2 separate regions of the Homo sapiens genome follow, and region 2 is linked to region 1. A link is an interaction called in ENCODE POLR2A ChIA-PET data of the cell type or tissue named here. Cell type or tissue: A673. All regions are shown on one strand. Links, peaks and the distances in the headings refer to the core of each region. The heading gives the core; the rest is flanking DNA.

Region 1 (2,921 bases), core at 327-2,826:
CCTTACAGAGACCGAGGTAGCTGCCTCTGTGAAAAGACATTGACAACCCCCAGCCCCATGGAAGAGCTGCCTGGGAAGCCAGGGGGACGCTAGGGGCCCTGCTTCCATTTCCAAGTGTAGCAATTCCAATCACAGCAAAATTATTTTTTAAATGTTAGGCACACTCTCATCTGGAAATTGTGGGAGGTGAATCCCATAGCTGTAACACGTAGGCAGGAATTCTGCTTCTTCGATGGCTCACTTTCCTCTGGCAACATACGTGGCACTGAGCCTGCCCCATCAAGAGTCCAGGATTGTGGAGAGACCCAGGGTCACACTCTCCAGTGTACTCTTCAAAAACTAAAATGTGTTATGCCTGCACAGTGCTTGTGTGGTTTGCCGTTGGCCAATGAACCCCAGACTGCCTTCCTCGTATACACATCCTGCACCAATAGTTGCGCTATCCTTAAAGGAACACAAATCAGGAAAGTGACGGCCATACAGCGATATCACAAAAATCCCATCCAATCCCAAACCCAAAGAAATGAGAGTTTTGTCTTGTCTGGGAGTCTGCGCCCTGCCACTGACACCAGATGGTCCTGAACTGGGCATATGTTTGTTGTGACTGTCCAGCAGAATCCGTTTGGGCTGGAGGTTATTTGGTGCAAGGAGGGTGGAATTGCTCAAGCCAACCTCCTTGGTCTACAGGCACCTGGAGAAACAGGTTTGGTGGTTAGAGATTTGAGTTTTTGTTTAAATCCCCGCTGCACTAGCTCTTACTAGCTTTCACATCTTGGAGAGTTATGTAGCCTCTGTAAACCTTAGTTTACTCTTTAAAATAAGGATGATGACAGTATCTTTCTCAAGGTGTGAACAGATTAAGGGAAATAACGTGTGAAAAGTGGATAGCCCTGGGTTGGCTTAGATCACTGCTAATAAGTGGCAGCTGTTGTAACTATTGTAATAATAACAAGCATTGTTACATTTATTGTGATTATTGTCATGCTGTTGGTTGGCTCCAGCCAGGTCTTTGTGCCTCTTAGCATGACATAAAGAAGCCAGCCCAAGTTAGTTGCAATAGCACACTCTGTCCCTGTAGATCTCTTTTGAGTGATGGTGAATAAGGCAGAAACATCAGTTTGGTATTTTAGATCCATCCTATGTTGTAATTGCCTGACGAGTTTGCTGTTGTTTTGTTTTTTTAATGGAGGGAAAGAGGCTTAAAAGAAATGCTTTCTCTGGCAGCACTGAGGAGGTTTGGTGTAGGAGCCATGGAGGGAGAGTCATTTTTATAGTCAGTGTAGCAGGTGACCTGTGCTAGGTCACCTGCTACACTGCCCAGGCTGTGATGAACATTTCAGCTCATAGGCGCGCAAGCCCCCACCTGCGGCGTACTGCACTAATGCACCGGCATTTGCATTTCATGGCACTGTGGGAACTTCTATTTCTTAAAAATAAAATGGAAGTAGGCTGGGCACGGTGGCTTATGCCTGTAATCCCAGCACTTTGGGAGGTCGAGGGGGGCAGATCACCTGAGGTCAGGACTTCAAGACCAGCCTGGCCAACATGGTGAAACCTGTCTCTACTAAAAATACAAAAAAATTAGTCGGATGTGGGTCAGGCACATTGGCTCACGTTTGTATTCCCAGCACTTTGGGAGGCTGAGGCGGGCAGATCACCTAAGGTCAGAGTTTGAGACCAGCCTGGACAACATGGTAAAACCCTGTCTCTACCAAAAATACAAAATTAGCTGGACGTGGTGGTGCATGCCTGTAATCCCAGCTACTCGGGAGGCTGAGGCAGGAGAATCGCTTGAACCCCGGAGGCAGAGGTAGCAGTGAGCCGTGATCGCGCCACTGCACTCCAACCTGGACAAGAGCAAAACTCCGTCTCAAAAAAAAAAAAAAAAAAAAAAAAACTTAAGTCAGATGTGGTGGTGGGGGCCTGTAATCCCAGCTACTTGGGAGGCTGAGGCACGAGAATCACTTGAACCCGGCAGGCTTAGGTTGCAGTGAGCTGAGATCATGCCACTGCACTCCAACCTGGGTGACAGAGTGAGTCTTTGTCAAAAAAAAAAAAAAAAAAAAAAAAAGGAAGTAACTGGAAAAGAGAACAAAAAAGAGGAAAAGAAACCTACTCAGGGAGGTTTGCAGAGAGGGTCCTCCACCATAAGAAAGCAAGCAGTCAAGCCCAGCACTTCGCATGTTAGTGTCACTGTGTGCACTTATTAGCATTCACAATATCACTTCCTATTATTTGGTGGGATGATACCATTTCTCTTGCCAGAAAAGTTCATGGGAGGCTAGGAATGGTGGCTCATGCCTGTAATCCCGACACTCTGGGAGGCCGAGGTGGGTGGATCACTTGAGGTCAGGAGTTCGAGACCAGCCTGGGCAACATGGCAAAACCCCATCTCTACTAAAAATACAAACATTAGCTGGGTGTGGTGGTGCACGCCTGTAGTCCCAGCTACTTGGAAGGCTGAGATGGGAGGATCACTTGAGTCTGGGAGGTGGAGGTTGCAGTGAGCCAAGATCATACCACTGCACTCTAGCCTGGGCGACAGAGTGAGACCCTGTCTCTGTCTCTGTCTTTGTCTCTCTTTTTCTCTCTCTCTCTCTTTATATGTGTGTGTGTGTGTGTGTGTATCTATATATCTATATCTATATCTATATATTTTTTAGAAGAGTTCATGGGAGACCCTAGTTTCTGTGTTTTGATATTACAGAAATGGTCCTGTGCAAAGAGCTTTGGACTGGTCTGCATGAGTGAGACATGAAGGGTGAAGGTCTCCTTGGGCATCAGTGGTCCTTTCCCAGCCTGTGGTCCTGAGAGTCATGGCCAGAGCTGAGTGGGGCAGGGTCAGTGCAGGTGCATCTGCCCTGGGACCTGGGGAAGGGGTGCAGTGTCTCCATAGACATGCCTGTATTCCTTCAGCCTGC
Region 2 (2,921 bases), core at 242-2,741, 200 kb after region 1:
TGCCCTTTCATGGGTAGAACAGAGCACGCTCAAGGTCTAAACTCGGCTCGTCCCTGGGCCTTCCACCTACAAGAAGCTTCTGCCATTGATTTGATTTAGTTGACCTACTGTCAGGATACAGTCGCATTTGCCTTTAGTGAAACTTTCCTGCAGGGTGTTTGTTGGAGGGCCTGAAAGAACAGAGATTGAAGTCACCAAAATAACAGAACAGGTTGAGTGACCAGCTCTCTACCTGCTTGCTAATGAAAGTTGATTCATGTTGTGGAATGGGGCCTATAATTTGCTTTCATTTTAACGCTTTACTTTGTAGTGAGGCGGTTGGACCAAGGCATCTGAGGGATTCCCCTAATCATTGAAAGCCATCATCATCCACCAAAAAGGACCTGACACTCATAAGCCAAATTGGTTTAGATCAGTTTCTTTTATCTCTCCAAGTAAAGGTGAGCTGGAGAGTAGGGGCCTGTATTGATCACCTTTGTGACTAGCTCCTGGCACTGCCCTTGCCCCACTGGAGGTGCTCGGCAAGTGCTTGTTGACAGAACAAGGGCACCCTTGAAAGACAGAAGGCCAAAGACCCTTTATTGCTGAGCCAAGCTTTGAAACATTGAGGACAAACTCAGACATCTGATTAGAACCATCGATGATCAGGCTGAAAACACATAAGATAACAAAGGATACGTGAGAAAAGTTCCTTTTGATAGCTTTTCATTGAAATTTATTCCATAAGAAATAGCTTTCCCTCTTGAGAATTCATAGTGCATATCATCACATTTGCATTTAAAGGCATTGAGGTATTTTTGTGGTAATATTTATAATAGCACAAATATGGAAACAATTTAAATGTCCAAACATTTGGCTCAATTGTGGACCATCCATTTAGTGTATTATAGAACCATTAAACTTATTGGGAGCTGAGCTTCCCAATGGCAGTGGTTCTCTGCTCTGCATGACCCCTTTTTGAATTTTCTGCTTTCTTATTAAGAGCAAGATTCCCCTTTGCTTCTAAAATAAATCCAATCAGTCAAATATTTACCTTTACTTTAAACTATATTTCTTTTTAATGTTTTTATTATTATTTATTTTATTATTATTTTTTATTATACTGTACCAATGTTAATTTCTTGTTTTTGACAAATGTACCATAGTAATGAAAGGGGTTAACATTAGTGGAAACTGCATGGGAGGTATATGAGAACTGTGTGTACTCTATTTGCAACTTTTCTGTAAAATTAAAACTATTCCAAAATAAAAAGTATATTAATATTTTAATTTATATTTATTAATATTTAATTTTAAAATTTTATTTTAAAAAGAAATATATTATTAATATATTTCTTTTTAAATAAATATATTATTAATATATTTCTTTTTTAAATAAATATATTTCTTTTTTAAATAAACTTTTCATTTTGGAATAGTTTTAATTTTATGGAAAAGTTGCAAATAGAGTACACACAGTTCTCATATACCTCCCATGCAGTTTCCACTAATGTTAAACCCTTTCATTACCATGGTACATTTGTCAAAAACAAGAAATTAACATTGGTACAGTATCATCAATGAAACTTCAGGCATTATTTGTATTTCACCAGTATTTCTACTAGTGTCCTTTTTCTGTTCCAGGATCTCATCCAGAATCCCACATTACATTAAATCATCACGTCTCCTTAGTCTCCTCCAACCTTCTCAGTCTTTCCTTGTTTATCGGCACCCTGGAAGTTTTGAGTGCTGGCCAGGTATGTTGTAGAATATCTCTCAATTTGGGTTTGCTTGATGTTTTCTCATCATTAGACTAAGATTATGGGTTGTGAGGAGGAATACCCAGAGGCATAATCCTGATTCTACATTGTCGCACATTTGTTTACAAAATTTGACACTGCAGAAGCAGCCTCCAAGATGACGAACACCTCCTGGAACTCACTCCCATGTACAGTCCCCTCGCATGAATTAGGATTAGTCTGTGGTTCTCATAGAATACTGTGGAAGTGACAATGTGTGATAGCTGAGGCCAGGTCATAGAAGGCATTGAAGCGTCCTCCTTGGTTTTGCAGGTAGGATTTGCTCTGGGGCAAGTCAGCTGCTGTGTTGTGAAGACACTCCAAGACAACTGTGGAGGGGACCCACCCTGCCAGCCACGTGAATGAGACTCCCTGGAAGCAGATCTTCCAGCCCCAGTTGAGCCTTCAAGTGACCACAGCCCTGACACGTCTGACTGATCCTCATGAGAAATCTCAAGCTAGAGCTATCAGTCCACCTGTTTCCAAAGTCCTGGCCCGCAGAAACTGTGACAGAAAAGAAGTGCTTATTATTTATATAAGTTACTAAATTTGGGGATAATTTGTTACACAGCAATTAGATAATGAATACAGAAACACTCAGAAAAGTATTCGAAAAAACAAAACTTCAAATTTTACAATTCCAAAATAAACTCATTATAACTTGAATATAATCCCTTCTTTTAATGCTTAACCGTACTTAAACTATGTCTTTGTATAATTTAAAAAAATAAAACTGGGATCATAATTTATTTCACTTTTATATACTGACATTTTCCCCACTTAGTGTGTAAATAAATTGTAGATAATTTATCCATGTTATTAGAAAATTCTTCAGAAATGTAAGTTTAATGGTTCTATAATATACTAAATGGATAGTCCACAATTCAGCCAAATCGTTGGACATTTAAATTGTGTGAATTTGTGCTGTTATAAATATTACCACAAAAAATACCTTTGAAAGGGACAATACAGGAAACTGCTGGGAGCACAGGTTGGAAGCTCGTTTTGTGTAGGCATGTTCTAATTCTGCCCCTCCCTAGCTCTACGGCTTTGAGCAAGTTCCTTGGTATCTGTGCCTTGTTTTCCTCTCCTATAAAATAAGGAATGAAGTACCCTTGCTGGTATTTACTATTATTTTTTGTG

The links. Peaks named below come from ENCODE experiments on the same cell type or tissue, not always from the same donor. Only the 100,000 strongest peaks of a DNase experiment are listed, where the experiment ranks them.
Region 2: POLR2A ChIA-PET joins it to region 1 with 12 read pairs; 3 of 35 experiments call an interaction of 5 or more read pairs at or near these places.

The regions. Positions count from the first base shown.
Region 1 is chr13:29,493,310-29,496,230 of GRCh38, forward strand. All of the region lies in intron 12 of MTUS2 (microtubule associated scaffold protein 2), which reads left to right. Among named protein-coding and RNA genes, the nearest start is that of MTUS2-AS1, 7.0 kb to the left of the region's middle. In A673, for the core only: no CTCF peak of the experiment used is centred there; no DNase peak of the experiment used is centred there; H3K27me3 peaks cover 208 bases.
Region 2 is chr13:29,695,491-29,698,411 of GRCh38, forward strand. It overlaps LOC105370139 (a long non-coding RNA gene), which reads left to right. Exons shown (of 3, transcript XR_941804.3): 2 at 1,624-1,736; 3 at 2,052-2,436. Among named protein-coding and RNA genes, the nearest start is that of SLC7A1, 100 kb to the left of the region's middle. In A673, for the core only: no CTCF peak of the experiment used is centred there; no DNase peak of the experiment used is centred there.